3 separate regions of the Homo sapiens genome follow, and all the other regions are linked to region 2. A link is an interaction called in ENCODE POLR2A ChIA-PET data of the cell type or tissue named here. Cell type or tissue: Caco-2. All regions are shown on one strand.

What was found. ChIA-PET counts read pairs that join two places held together with the same protein. Peaks named below come from ENCODE experiments on the same cell type or tissue, not always from the same donor. Only the 100,000 strongest peaks of a DNase experiment are listed, where the experiment ranks them.
Region 1: POLR2A ChIA-PET joins it to region 2 with 10 read pairs; 10 of 35 experiments call an interaction of 5 or more read pairs at or near these places.
Region 3: POLR2A ChIA-PET joins it to region 2 with 10 read pairs; 2 of 35 experiments call an interaction of 5 or more read pairs at or near these places.

The regions. Positions count from the first base shown.
Region 1 is chr11:67,578,927-67,583,926 of GRCh38, forward strand. It overlaps GSTP1 (glutathione S-transferase pi 1), which reads left to right and starts at 4,886. Exons shown (of 7, transcript NM_000852.4): 1 at 4,886-4,918. The coding sequence starts at 4,918. RefSeq lists an enhancer at 447-546 and silencers at 4,486-5,000, 4,656-4,798. In Caco-2, a CTCF peak has its summit at 4,735; DNase peaks (open chromatin) are centred at 285, 2,715, 3,855, 4,785 and 1 weaker place; H3K4me3 peaks cover 1,826 bases.
Region 2 is chr11:67,399,454-67,404,453 of GRCh38, forward strand. It overlaps PPP1CA (protein phosphatase 1 catalytic subunit alpha), which reads right to left and starts at 2,405. Exons shown (of 7, transcript NM_002708.4): 1 at 2,275-2,405; 2 at 1,615-1,746; 3 at 1,236-1,466; 4 at 108-212. The coding sequence starts at 2,329. It overlaps TBC1D10C (TBC1 domain family member 10C), which reads left to right and starts at 4,630. Exons shown (of 9, transcript NM_001369496.1): 1 at 4,630-4,901. The coding sequence starts at 4,750. RefSeq lists a silencer at 1,887-2,666. In Caco-2, CTCF peaks have their summits at 2,171 and 2,493 (motif pointing left); a DNase peak (open chromatin) is centred at 2,388; H3K4me3 peaks cover 1,582 bases.
Region 3 is chr11:66,730,850-66,735,849 of GRCh38, forward strand. It overlaps a transcript of SPTBN2 not described here. Among named protein-coding and RNA genes, the nearest start is that of SPTBN2, 4.1 kb to the left of the region's middle. In Caco-2, no CTCF peak of the experiment used is centred here; no DNase peak of the experiment used is centred here.

The DNA.
Region 1 (5,000 bases), 180 kb after region 2:
AAAAAATTAGCCGGGTGTGGTGGCGGGCGCCTGTAGTCCCAGCTACTCTGGAGGCTGAGGAAGGAGAATGGCGTGAACCCGGGAGGTGGAGCTTGCAGTGAGCCAAGATCGTGCCACTGCACTCCAGCCTGGGCGACAGAGCCAGACTCCATCTCAAAAAAAAAAAAAGAAAAAAGAAAATATCTTAAGCTTTGAGGACCACATAGTCTCTGTTGCAATCACTCATTTGGGCCACTGTAGCACAAAAACAAACATAGATAACACACACATGAGTGAGCATGGCTGGGGCCCAATAAAACTTTATTTACACAAGCAGGTGATGAACCACGGTCCATAGTGTCCCAATCCTTGATTTAGATGGTGAACTATCATGAGCTTTCGTTGCCCTCTCCGGTAGAAATATGGGAGAAACCACAGAGAGAAACAGAGATTTCAGGAAAACAGTAAAATTAAACAAATAAAGTGAGACGTCGCCCCTCCTGGAGGCTGCAGGCTGTGTTGAACCTGTGTGTGTCTGGGTGTACAGGGATGTGAGTAGATGCGCGTGGAGATGTGTGTGTGGGTGGAGACTGAGCGTGGCTGGAGGTGGCTGTGGTAGGATGCCAGAAGGAAGGAGTTTGCATTCAGTTCCTTTATTAGTACTCTCTGGAGTTGTTGAGGGGATGTCACTGCTGAACACTGACCCTGGTGCAGGCTAAACCGAAGTTAGCCTCTGCTACCCTCTGCTGGGTGAGGCACTGGGGAGAACAGTGGGACTGAATGGGGCGGGCTTTCTCCCTCCCACACTTCCCCTGGAAACACCCAGCACCAGCACATTAGAACATGGGGAGCCACCTTCCCCAGCGCTGCTTCCCAAGGTTCGGAAGGGGAAACTCTGACCTCAAGCTCTGTTTGAAGAGCGATAGCAAAGGGGAGAGGTTGGCTGTGGTTTGGTGGTGCTTATCTCCTTCCTTTGCTTTGAAACCACAGGCTGGCATACTACCCGAGAGAATGACCAGTGCCACCAAGGGAAGGGCACAAGCTCACTGGTTCCAGGGGAGACATCTCAGGGGACAGGAACATCCCCTGACGCTGAATGAGTGCAGCACACAGACGGAGAATACACACAAGAGAAATCATGAGGACATGAGAGAAGGCACTGGCAATAGGAAGTTACAAAAAGCAACAAAAAGAAAGAGTAGATATAAAAACAATAATCGAAGAAAGCCAACAACAGATGGGATGAATCATACGAGGTATGCGACTCATGGATGAAGAGGTGAGTGATGAGATCAGCTGGGGAACTCTCTCCCAGGAAAGACAAACCAGAAGAAACACAAATGACATCGAAGTGGCCAGGCGCAGTGGCTCACGCCTGTAATCCCAGCACTTTGGGAGCCCGAGGCAGGTGGATCACTTGAGGTCAGGAGTTTGAGACCAGCCTGGCCAACATGATGAAACCCTGTCTCTACTAAAAATACAAAAATTAGCCAGGTGTGGTGGCAGGCACCTGTGATCCCAGCTACTCAGGAGGCTGAGGCAGGAGAATCACTTGAACCAGGAAGCAGAGATTGCAGTGAGCTGAGATGGTGCCAGTGCACTCCAGCCTGGGCAGTAGAGTGACAGCCTGTCTAAAAAAAAAAAAAGGCAGTAAAGTGATAGGAGGATAGATTAGAAGGGCCATTTTCCAGATAGTGCAAGGAAGAAAGAAGAAGAAGAAGAGGAGGAGGAGGAGGAAGAGGAAGAAGACGGAGAAGAGGGCATCTCAGAAGAAACAATGGAGATACATTTCTCAAAACTGAAGAAAGATGACCAACCTCAGACCGAAGGGCCAAGAGGCCAAACCAGAGAGACAGCTTGGCAAGCCAGGAAGAGCACCAAAGCTAGACAATTAGAGTGAAATTAAAGAAAACCCAAGGTGACAAAAATTTAAAAAGCTTCCTTGTGACCTCAGTCCATTGGTGAAAATTTAAAAAAAAAAAAAAAAAAAAAAGGACAGCCTGGGCAACATGGTGAAACCCCATCTCTACAAAAAATACAAAAATTAGCTGGGTGTGGTGGCACATGCCTGTAGTCCCAGCTATTCGAGAGGCTAAGTAAGGCAGGAGGATCACTTGGGGCCAAGAGTTCCAGACCAGCTGCGGCAACATACATGTTGTGGGAAGTCAGGCACCCCGAACGGAGGGACTGGCTGAAGCCATGGCAGAAGAACATAAATTGTGAAGATTTCATGGACATTTATCACTTCCCCAATCAATACTCTTGTGATTTCCTATGCCTGTCTTTAATCTCTTAATCCTGTCATCTTCGTAAACTGAGGATGTATGTCGCCTTAGGACCCTGTGATGACTGCGTTAACTGCACAAATTGTTTGTAGAGGACAATTGTTGTGTGTTTGAGCAATGTGAAATCTGGGCATCTTAAGAACAGGATAACAGCAATTTTCAGGGAACAAGGGAGATAACCTTAAAGTCTGGCTGCCTGTGGGCTGGGCAGGACAGAGCCATACTTCTCTTATTACCGCAAACAGGTAAGAGAAATATCGCTGAATTCTTTCCCCAGTAAGGAATATTAATAATTAACAGCCCTGAGAAAAGAATGCATTCCCAGGGCCGGGCCACTGAAATGGCCTCCCTGAGAGTGCCTGCCTTTATTCAGAAGTAGAAAGGGATGAAACACGCCCTAGTCTCCTGCAGCACCCCCAGACTTGATAGGATTAGGAAATTCCAGCCTGGCAAATTCTAGTCAGACCGGTTCTCTGCTCTTGAACCCTGACAGTGCGTGCACAGTGGGACCTGGAAGTTCATTAGTGATTCTAGTTTCGCCGTGACCTTCTGCCCTGTGATCTTTTGTCGCCCTTGAAGTATGTGATCTCTGTGACCCACACCCTGTTCGTGCACTCCCTCCTCTTTGAAAATTGCTAATAAAAACTCGCTGGTTTTACGGCTCAGGGGGCATCACGGAACCTGCGGACATGTGATGTCTCCCCTGGACACCCGGCTTTAAAATGTCTCTCTTTTGTACTCTTTCCCTTTATTTCTCAGGCCAGCCGACACTTAGGGAAAATAGGAAAGGACCCACGTGAAATATTGGGGGCTGAATTTCCCCCGATAATAAGTCTCTTAAAAAAGACTTTTAAATGAAATTTCTTTGTTTTTTAACTTTTATTTCTGTTTTGGGGGTACATGTGAAGGTTTGTTACATAAGTAAACTCGTGTCTTCGGTGTTTGTTGTACAGAATATTTCATCACCCAGGTATTATGCCGAGTACCCAATAGTTCTCTTTTCTGCTCCTCTCCTTCCTCCCATCCTGCACCCTGGAGTCAACCACAGTGTCTGTTGTTTCCTTGTTTGTGTTATAAGTTCTCATCATTTAGCTCCCACTTACAAGTGAGAACATCCAGTATTTGGATTTCTGTTCCTGCATTAGTTTGCTAAGGATAATAGCCTCTAGCTCCATCCATGTTCCCACAAAAGACATGATCTAGTTCTTTTTAATGGCTGCATTAAATGAAGTTTTAAAGATACAACATAAACACCAACCTCTTCCCCACCACAAAAATCCCTTGCTGAATTTGATTACACTTAAATTAACGAGTTTTGTTTCATGAAAGACTCCTTGGACAAACTTGACAGTTGATGGAATAGGAGAAGCTGTCTGTCATGTCTAAAGCCAACAAGAGATCAATATCTAGAATAAATGGAGATCTGCAAATCAACAGAAAGTAGGCAGCAAAGCCAAAGAAAATAGCCTAAGGCACAGCCACTAAAAGGAACGTGATCATGTCCTTTGCAGGGACATGGGTGGAGCTGGAAGCCGTTAGCCTCAGCAAACTCACACAGGAACAGAAAACCAGCGAGACCGCATGGTCTCACTTATAAGTGGGAGCTGAACAATGAGAACACATGGTCACATGGCGGCGATCAACACACACTGGTGCCTGTTGAGCGGGGTGCTGGGGAGGGAGAGTACCAGGAAGAATAGCTAAGGGATACTGGGCTTAATACCTGGGTGATGGGATGATCTGTACAGCAAACCATCATGGCGCACACACCTATGTAACAAACCTGCACATCCTCTACATGTACCCCAGAACTTCAAATAAAAGTTGGACGGCCAGGCGTGGTGGCTCACGCCTGTAATCCCAGCACTTTGGGAAGCCGAGGCGTGCAGATCACCTAAGGTCAGGAGTTCGAGACCAGCCCGGCCAACATGGTGAAACCCCGTCTCTACTAAAAATACAAAAATCAGCCAGATGTGGCACGCACCTATAATTCCACCTACTCGGGAGGCTGAAGCAGAATTGCTTGAACCCGAGAGGCGGAGGTTGCAGTGAGCCGCCGAGATCGCGCCACTGCACTCCAGCCTGGGCCACAGCGTGAGACTACGTCATAAAATAAAATAAAATAACACAAAATAAAATAAAATAAAATAAAATAAAATAAAATAAAATAAAATAAAATAAAATAAAAAAATAAAATAAAATAAAATAAAATAAAGCAATTTCCTTTCCTCTAAGCGGCCTCCACCCCTCTCCCCTGCCCTGTGAAGCGGGTGTGCAAGCTCCGGGATCGCAGCGGTCTTAGGGAATTTCCCCCCGCGATGTCCCGGCGCGCCAGTTCGCTGCGCACACTTCGCTGCGGTCCTCTTCCTGCTGTCTGTTTACTCCCTAGGCCCCGCTGGGGACCTGGGAAAGAGGGAAAGGCTTCCCCGGCCAGCTGCGCGGCGACTCCGGGGACTCCAGGGCGCCCCTCTGCGGCCGACGCCCGGGGTGCAGCGGCCGCCGGGGCTGGGGCCGGCGGGAGTCCGCGGGACCCTCCAGAAGAGCGGCCGGCGCCGTGACTCAGCACTGGGGCGGAGCGGGGCGGGACCACCCTTATAAGGCTCGGAGGCCGCGAGGCCTTCGCTGGAGTTTCGCCGCCGCAGTCTTCGCCACCAGTGAGTACGCGCGGCCCGCGTCCCCGGGGATGGGGCTCAGAGCTCCCAGCATGGGGCCAACCCGCAGCATCAGGCCCGGGCT
Region 2 (5,000 bases):
GGGACACTTCCTGGAAGGAGTGACTTCCCAGATGAGACCTAAGGAGAGCTGCCGGGTGCTGAGGGATGCGGCCAGTGCTCCTCCTCCCCAGCCATCCCCTCCCTCACCTCCGTGGCAGCAGAAGATCTTTTCGTCCACTATGGCCGCGATGGGCAGGCAGTTGAAGCAGTCAGTGAAGGTTTTCCACAGTTTGATGTTGTAGCGTCTCTTGCCTGCCCAGGGGGAGGTGGCTGTGAGGTGCCTGCCTACCCCACCCTCAGCCAGGGTCCCTGGGCTATTCAGCCGTGGCTGGGAGGAGAGAGTCAGGCACCGATGCAAACCACCCCCCACCCCTGCCACCTGTCAGCCTTCCAGGAGCAATTCTAGTTACTTTTTATTTTAATTAAAGAAGACAGGATCTGGCCAGGCGCAGTGGCTAAGACCTGTAATCCCAGCACTTTGGGAGGCCGAGGCGGGCGGATCACCTGAGGTCAGAAGTTCGAGACCAGCCTGACCAACATGGAGAAACCTCGTCTCTACTAAAATACAAAAAAATCAGCCAGGCGTGGTGGCGCATGCCTGTAATCCCAGCTACTTGGGAGGCTGAGGCAGGAGAATCGCTTGAACCCAGGAGACGGAGGTTGTGGTGAGCCGAGATCACACCATTGCACTCTAGCCTGGGCAACAAGAGTGAAACTCCGTCTCAAAAAAGTAAAGAAACAGGGTCTTGCTCTGTCACCCAGGCTGGAGTGCAGTGGCAAGATCATAGCTCACTGTAACTTGGAGCTTCTGGGTCCAAGGGATCTTCCCGCCTCGGCCTCCTGCCAGAAGTAATTCTAAAGCACCCGAGTCCACTGGAAACTAAGTTCCAATCTGGACCAGCCTCAGGGTTGGCACTCCTCGCATGCCCCCACCCATGAGCCGGGCCAAGTCCAGGTCTGGTTTATCTCAGCTTCTGGACAGCAGAGCCCATCTGCAAACATCCTAAGTGCTTAGTAGCAAATGTAGGGGGAGTGTCACCAGGCAGGGCCCTGGGGGAAAGCACTAGAATCCGGGCAGCCCTTCAGTCAGCAACCATTCCCCAGACCCCATGCCAGGAGGGGCAGGGCAGGCACGAGAACGGACCTGGGCCCCGCCTTCGTGGAGCGCACAGTCTATCAAGTGTCTGTCAGATATCAGGCCAATGTGAAGGTCCCACTGAATGGCAAAGAGTGCGGTTCAGGACCCGGGCAGCCCCAGACGCTCAGACCACTCACACTCATCGTAGAAACCATAGATGCGGTTGATGCTGGCACACTCGTGGTTCCCACGGAGCAGGAAGAAGTTCTCGGGGTACTTGATCTTATAGGCCAGCAGCAGGCAGATGGTCTCCAAGGACTGCTTGCCCCTGTCCACATAGTCCCCCAGAAAGAGGTAGTTGCTCTCGGGAGGGAAACCGCCATACTCAAATAGTCGCAGAAGGTCGTAGTACTGGCCGTGTATGTCACCTGTGACCCAGGGAACCGGGTAAGCTAGATGCAAGGTCTAGACCTGAACCCAGGGCCAGGACTGCGCTCAAGGGAGGAGGGCTCCAGGAACTCTGTGGGGTCCAGTGCCACTTTTAGGAAGGCAAGGGGACCTGGGCCGGGGGCTCACCGCAGATCTTGAGGGGTGCCTCCAGCTCCAGAAGAATGGGCTGGCTCAGAAAAATCTCCCGGGATTTCAGGCACAGACCGCGGATCTCGTTCTCTGTCAGCTGTACATTCTTGCCAGGCCGCGAGCCCTGCACTGGGGCGCAATGGGGTGTCAGGACCCTGGACCCTGACAGGAGGAGGGTGGGCGACACGGGTGGCCCCATGGATACCTCCGGGGGCGCCTAGGCCTCCTCGGCCCCTCCTTGCCCACAGGCAGCTGTTGCTGCTGAGCCTCCCGGGACCGCGGCCTCAAGCCTCCCAGGGGAAGCCCCCAGCTACCCTCAGCGCCTCGGGAGGCGACTGTCGTGCGCAGGGGGCTGCCACCAAAAACCTCACAGCGCAGGACCCCTTCCTGGACCGGGCTTCCCGGGTTTCTCCCTCGCCCCAAGAGCCCAGGCAACCCGTGCGCCCCCAGCCCGGGAGAGGGGGGGAGCTGCTCCGCGCGTCGGAGCTGGCCCCGGACCTCTCAGGCGCGTCCGCGGGGGGGCAGCTGCGGCCACGGAACCTCGCTGCCCGTCCCCGCCCAGTCTAAGCTGGCCCCGGGGGCCCGCCCGCGCGCCACTTCCGGGCCGGGCAGGGGGCCAGGGCGCGGCGGACGCGGGCCTCCCCCGCCCCGACCAACCTTCCAGCAGGCGCCCGATGATCGAGTCCAGGTTGAGCTTCTCGCTGTCGGACATGGCGGCGCCGCCGCTCCAGCCCAGCAGCTCCTGGCCCGCTCCTGCCTCCCGCCCTCCGGCAGCCTCCTTCCGGCCTGGCTCTCCTTCCGCCCGCCCCAGTCCGCCCCCGGCCCGCGGCCCCGCCTCCAGGCCTCCCGGGCCCGCCCCGCCCAGTCCCCCGCCCTCTAGCGCCCCCGCTGGACGTGAGGCGCGGCGGCCCGGGGGGCGGGGCCTCGGCGGCGGGCTGGGGGCGGGGTCTGTCGGGGGCGTGACCAAGCTGGTTACGCCCCAGAGGAGGCGCCCAGCCCTGTTCAGAGGATGTGGGGCCGGAAGGACTGTGGAAGTTGTTTTTCTCTTTCAAAAGCCCAACAGACTTTCCCACCCCTTCCCTGGGTGGAAGGTGTTGTGAACATGTTAATAACCGGCTGCTAGGCACTGAGGGTTAACTGCTCCAAGTGCAGGAAAGGAAACTGAGGCTCAAGAGATAAAAACAGCCTGGACCTCGCATTCACGGAGGACCCCCCACTTCTTCGTGGGTCTCTGTGGCGCCCAGGCGGCTGACCACACTCAAAGACAGCTACGGCTGAATTCCCAGCGCACTTTGGTCCTTGGGGCATGCTAAATTAATATTTTCTTATAAGTCCCATAATTCGCTTTTTTTTTTTGAGACAGAGTTTTGCTCTGTCCCCCAGGCTGGAGTGCAGTGGCGCGACTTTGGCTCACTGCAACATTCACTTCCCGGGTTCAAGCGATTCTCCTGCCTCAGCCTCTGGAGTAGCTGGGATTACAGGCGTGCGCCACTGTGCCCAGCTAATTTTTGTATTTTTAGCAGAGGTGGGGTTTCGCCATGTTGGCCAGGTGGCCTTGAACTCCTAACCTCAAGTGATCCACCCCCCTTGACCTCCCAAAGTGCTAGGATTACAGGCGTGAGCCAACAAGCCTGGCCCCATAATTAGCTTTTGAGTAGCACAGTAATATTGCAGGGTGTGCACATAAAAATAATTACTTTATGAGCAGACGTGGCTGGGCACAGTGGCTCACGCCTGTAATCCCAGGACTTTGGGAGGCCTAGGCGGGCGGATCATTTGAGGTCAGGAGTTCGAGACCAGCCTGGCCAACATGGTGAAACCCCATCTCTCTAAAAATACAAAAAGTTAGCTGGGCATGATGGGAGCCTCCTGTAATCCCAGCTACTTGGGAGGCTGAGGCAGGAGAATCGCTTGAACCTGGGAAGTGGAGCCCAGGCGACAGTGCGAGACTGTCTCAAAAAAAAAAAAAAAAAAAAGAAGAGCAGACGATAAATGAACCTTAATTCTTGTTGGAACCCTGAGTTGGTGCTTTACATGCCAGTAACCTCAGAACTGGAAGTGGGCCTGCCGTGGTGGCTCAGGCCTGTAATTCCAGCACTTTGGGAGGCTAAGGCGGGATGGTCTCTTGCGTCCAGCCTGGGCAACACAGCGAAACCCTGTCTCAACAAAAAATACAAAAATTAGCTGGGCATGGTGGTGCGCGCCTGCAGTCCCAGCTACTGTGGAGGCTGACGCAGGAGGATCTCTTGAGACCAGGAGGTGGAGGTTGCAGTGAGCCCAGATCGTGCCATTACACTCCAGCCTGGGTGACAGAGCAAGACCCTGTCTCAAGAAACAAACATGAAGTCCAGGCGCAGTGGCTCATGCCTGCAATCCCAGCACTTTGGGAGGCTGAGGTGGATGGATCACCTGAGGTCAAGAGTTTGACCAATGTGGCAAAAACCCTGTCTCTACTAAAAATACAAAAATTAGCCGGGCATGGTGGTGCTTGTCTGTAGTCCCTGCTACTTGGGGGGCTGAGGCAGGAGAATCACTTGAATCCGGGAGGTGGAGGTTGCAGTGAGCTGAGACCGCGCCACTGCACTCCAGCCTGGGCAACAGAGCGAGACTCTGTCTCAAAAGAAACAAACAAAAGAACTGGAGGTGGCCCGGCCCCTGCGTCTAACAGTCCTGGGCCCTCCACACCAGCACAGGAACTCAAGCCTGCAGTCACTGGGGCCATGGGGAAGGTGGGAGGAGCCCACAGCTCAGGGGCACTGGGGCAGGCAGGAAGAGCCTCAGAGAGGAAGGGGTGACACCCCCCACCCTTGGGAGGGGCCCCCAGCGGTTGCCAAAGCTGTGTGAGGAGGAGGAGGAAGTGAGAGGAGGAGGTGAGGTGCTGCGGGAGGTGAGCTGGGCTGGTGGGGACAGGGGCAGGGCTTGGGGCTGGGTCTCCGGACAGAGGCCTGGCTTTTCTGTCAGGGCAGGGCCTAGCCCCTGCCCCCATAAAAGAGGAGACATAGGGGGCTTGGTGAGATACCCTGAAACCTCCCCCCTCTGACCCCGCAGCCAGGCCCCAGGCTGGCCGGGAGTGGCCCCTCACACTGGTTCTCCCCACTTTCTCTGCCTGTGGCATCGAAGGCCCCGGGCACCATGGCCCAGGCCCTGGGGGAGGACCTGGTGCAGCCTCCCGAGCTGCAGGATGACTCCAGCTCCTTGGGGTCCGACTCAGAGCTCAGCGGGCCTGGCCCATATCGCCAGGCCGACCGCTATGGATTCATTGGGGGCAGCTCAGCAGAGCCAGGGTAAGGGGGCAGGGTGAGGGCTGGCGGAATGCTGGGACAGAGGACAGGGGGCTGAGGGCTGAATTCTGGAGGGAGGCCGGGAGGGTCTGGTGGTAGGGA
Region 3 (5,000 bases), 670 kb before region 2:
CAGACACCTAAGTGAATGTACAAGTTCACAGAATTAGTTCATGGTAGAAACTCCAGGTCTTCTGAATCCTAATATGTTCTTTCCTCTCTGCTAGACAGGGAGTATAGCAGAATGGTTAAAAGCATTGATTTTGGAGTCAGACTCCTTGGGTTTAAAACATAGTTCTGCCACCCACTGACTATGTGACCTTGGGCAAGTTACCTCCCTAGGATTCAGTTTCCTTACATGTAAAATGGCACCATAATGTGGGGAACATCAAATGAATTATTGCAGGTAAATGAATTATATGCAGCACATAGTAAGCACTTAATCAGTATCAGCCGTTATGATTTTACCGTATTATTTCCCATACTGTTTCCCGATTTGGAGAGGAAGCACATTGAATAAAGAGAACACTGAGATCACCTATCTCAGCTCTGTGACTGGGTTGCTTTGGAAACTTGTTATTTTGCTCTGTAGTGAACCAGTACAGTCAATGATGAAGAAAATATCTGGTTCCTTCTTATTTGAGTTGCAAAAGCGAATGGAATGATATCCACCAAGTTTGTTGAGCTTCTCAGTGAATCCACATTTGCTGCTTACATTACCAAGATTCATGGAAAGGTTTTGGCTCTGCCCACCAAACATACATACATAGCCGAATTCTCAGTTCTTGTTTCAATACCAGGGAAGAGGTGTCCCTCTTTTCACCTAAGATGGATTCTTCTGGCTCCTATGCTAAGTCTCATCCCCTTCTGCAGCCTCACGGCCCTCACTGCTGTCTCTCAGCTGGTTCCTTCCCATCAGCATTTAAACATGCTCAAGCATTTGCCAGCTTAAAAAATAATCAAGAAGCCCCGACTTCCCTCCATGCATTCCCCTTGCTCTTTATGTTCACAGTCTTCCTGAGTCATTTGCACTCATTGGCTTCACTTCCTCGCCCCTGCTCAATCAAATATTTATGCAAAAACTATATGGCTAATTATATACCAGGCACTGTGCTGGGATCTGGGGATATAATGATGAGTAAAATGGATACTGTCTGTTTTCTCTTGGAAGAGCCTGTGGTGGGATTGACAGACATTAATAAAATAACCCATCAGATATATAACCACAAAGTATAATGAGTGTTATGAATGAAAAGTTCAGGATGTTAAGAGAGAACTGAACAGAGTCATAACCTCAGATCACCTGAGCTGAGATCTGAAATATGAGAAGCATTAACCAGACAGAGTGGGGAATAATAATAGCTGTTACTAACATTAACGTGGAACTGTATTTCTAATACTTTACACATAACATTTCATTTAATCCTTTATAACAACTCCAAGAGGTAAGTATTAACCCCATTTCACAGATGAGGAAATGGAGACATTGAGAGATTAAGTACCTTACTCAGGGTCATCAAACCAGGCAAGGGTAGAGCTGGGATTTTAACCCAATCTGACCCTTGAACCCATGTTCTTAGCCACAGAGCATATGGCTAACAGGCCTGATGTTGCAGGACACATGGTGTACATAGGAAATGGAGAAAAGAGGCCGGGTGCAGTGGCTCACGACTTTGTAATCCCAGCACTTTGGGAGGCCAAAGTAAGCGGATCACAAGGTCAGGAGATTGAGACCATCCTGGCTAACACAGTGAAACCCCTTTTCTACTAAAAATACAAAAAAATTAGCTGGGCGTGGTGGCATGCGCCTGTAATCCCAGCTACTCGGGAGGCTGAGGCAGGAGAATTGCTTGAACCCGGGAGGCAGAGGTTGCAGTGAGCTGAGATCATTCCACTACACTCCAGCCTGGGCAACAGAGCAAGACTCTGTCTCTCAAAAAAAAAAAAAAAAAAAAATGGAGAAAAGAGGCTGCGCGCGGTGGCTCACGCCTGTAATCCCAGCACTTTGGGAGGCTGAGGCAGGTGGATCACCTGAGGTCAGGAGTTCGAGACTAGCCTGGCCAACATGGTGAAACCTCATCTCTACTAAAAATACAAGAATTAGCCGGGCGTGGTGGCAAGTGCCTGTAATCCCAGCTACTCGGGAGGCTGAGGCAGGACAATCTCTTGAGCCCAGGAGACGGAGGCTACAGTGAGCTGAGATTGTGCCACTGCACTCCAGCCTGGGGGACAGAGTGAGACTCTTTTTCAAAAAACCAACCAACCAAAAAAAAAAAAAAAAACAATACAAAAGAAATGGAGAAAAGACCAGGGTGCAGGGAAAACAGAGGGGAAGAGGGAATGTGTAGAGAATTGCGACTGGGGAGATAGGCAAGGGCTAGATCATGCAGAGCTTTTTATGTCATTATTTAAAGAATTTTGATTTTCACCTTTAGAGCCCTGAGAGACTATTGAAAGGTTGAAATAAGGAAGTGATAGGATCAACTTTGTATTTTAAAAAGGTCACTGTAGCTGCTATGGGGGGAATAGGTTACTCCAGTTGCTATGGAGGGGTGCAAAGATGTGTGAGAAACCAGTTAGGAGGCTACCACTGTGGGTAGGGTGACAGAGAAGATGGTAGCTTGAACTCAGTTGCTGGCAGTGGAGATGGAGTGCACAGGTTGAAAGAATTAACCAGATGTGGTGATGGGATAGATACAGGGGTGGTGGTGAGGAAAAAGGGTTAGTCAAGGATGAGTTGTGCAACTGGAATAATGGAGCTACTATTTGCTGAGATGAGGAATACTCCAGGAAAACCAGGTTTGGGTGGAGAGATTGTTGGTTTTGGAACCTAGGTTTGAGGTATCTTTGAACCAATCAAGTGGAGATATTGAGTAGTCAATTGTATATGGGCGTGGACTTTAAAGGGGAGGTCTGGACTTAAGATACCCATTTGGAATACATCAGTGTAGAAATAGATGGTAATTGAAGGGGATAGATGAGCATTGATACAATTGACTTAATCCAATGCAACAGAACTTCCACTCTAAAGCTGCTTTCAACAAGGTTGTCAATAATCCTATTGCACCTGGCTAACAAGGTGAAACCCCGTCTCTACTAAAAATACAAAAAATTAGCCGGGCGCGGTGGCAGGCGCCTGTAGTCCCAGCTACTCGGGAGGCTGAGGCAGGAGAATGGCGTGAACCCGGGAAGCAGAGCTTGCAGTGAGCCGAGATTGCGCCACTGCAGTCCGCAGTCTGGCCTGGGCGACAGAGAGAGACTCCGTCTCAAAAAAAAAAAAAAAAAAAAAAATTATCCTATTGCAAAATCCAGCTGTTAGTTTCCAATTGCTGTCTTACTTCTCCTCTTGGCAGCAATTGACTCTAATTATGCCCTGCTTCTTGAAATTTTCTTCTTTTGTTATGGGGTTGCCATTCTCTTGGTTTTCCTTCAACCCTTGTGGTCCTTCTCTGTTTCTTTTGTGAGTTCCTTTTCTGCTTGTCGCTTAATTTTGTTATTGATGGTGGTGTTTTGTCTAGGCCTTTTCTTATTCTCTGCGCTCTTCCTGGGCCATCTTATCTACTGTGCGGCTAGAGTAGTCTCTTTAATACATCAGACAGATCATTCCTCTTCTGGAAACCCTTCAGTGGCTCCCCACTGCCCTTGGGACAAAGTCCAAAGTTCTTAACCAAGTTTGCACACCCTGCTTACCTCTCCAGCCTGGTCTCTCACCACTTGCACTTGGCACTCTGTGTCCTCACCATAAGGAACCTCTTAGAGTTTCCCCAGTGTTTATGGGATTTTGAGCATGCTCTTCCTTCTGGTTGGAATCGCTCTTCCTCTTCCATTCACCCAATGTTTACTCATCCTTCAGGTATCAATTTAGATGTTACTTCCTCTGGAAAGCCCTCCTTGAGCTCCAAGTCTGGGACAGGGGCATTCTGAGAGCACTCCATACTGGATTGTCACTGCCCATTGGTTGTGTTCTCTTTTACAGCATGAGCGCCATGAGGGAAGAGAACACAATTATTTCACAGTTGTATCCCCAGCAGAGCAAACATATAGATATCTGTGCAATAAACTAATGAATGGAAGAAAAGACCTTGGGAGAGAAGAGGAGTCCTTATTGTCAGTAGATGAAACAAAATGTTTTCATATCAAATGATGTATTTCCCATTTCTTTTATCCCTAATCTATCTCCATCACTTAAGCAGCAGCAGCAGCAGCAGCAACGGCAACAGCAAGTAAGTGCTTTGTAGATGCACTGCCCTCTGCATAGGGATGATACAGAGAGATCAAAGTTAAATTCTTCACTTTGGAACCCTTTATTAGACCCTTTAAAATCTACAGCAGAGAGCTGGGCACAGTGGCTCCTGCCTGTAATCCCAGTATTTTGGGAGGCTGAAGCAGGTGCATCACCTGAGGTCAGGAGTGGGAGACCAGCCTGGCCAACATGGTGAAACCCTGTCTCTACTAAAAATACAAAAATTAGCCAGGCGTGGTGGCGCATGTCTGTAGTTCCAGCTACTTGGGAGGCTGAGGCAGGAGAATTGCTTGAACCCAGGAGGCAGAAGTTGCAGTGAGTCGAGATTGTGCCACTACACTCCATCCTGGGTGACAGAGCAAGACACCGTCTCAAAAAAAAAAAGAAAAAAAAAAATTAAGGAGAAGGGGGCTGGGAGGAGAATCCTAAGAGACTGAGAGACTGAGTTTAAAACTTGCAACGATTGACGGCTGGGCATGGTGGCTCACGCCTGTAGCCCTAGCACTTTGGGAGGCTGAGGCAAGAGGATTACTTAAGGCCAGGAGTTCAAGACCAGCTTGTGCAATAATAGTGAGACCTCCATCTTTACAAAAACTTTAAAAATTATCTGGGCATGGTGGTGTATGCCTATGGTCCCAGATACTTGGGTGGTAGAGGTGGGAGAATTGCTTGAGCCTGGGAGGTCGAGGCTGCAGTAAGCCATGACCATGCCACTGCACTCCAGTCTGAGCAACAGAGTGGGACCCTGTCTCAAACAAACAAAAACAAAAAACCAAACTTGCAACGATTGCATTATTTATTTTTTTTAATCATCCAGCTCAAAATGTCAGATTGCGTTATCTTGATTGGTGAAGTTAATTCTTTTTTAGCTATCAGTAGAAATGAGAGCT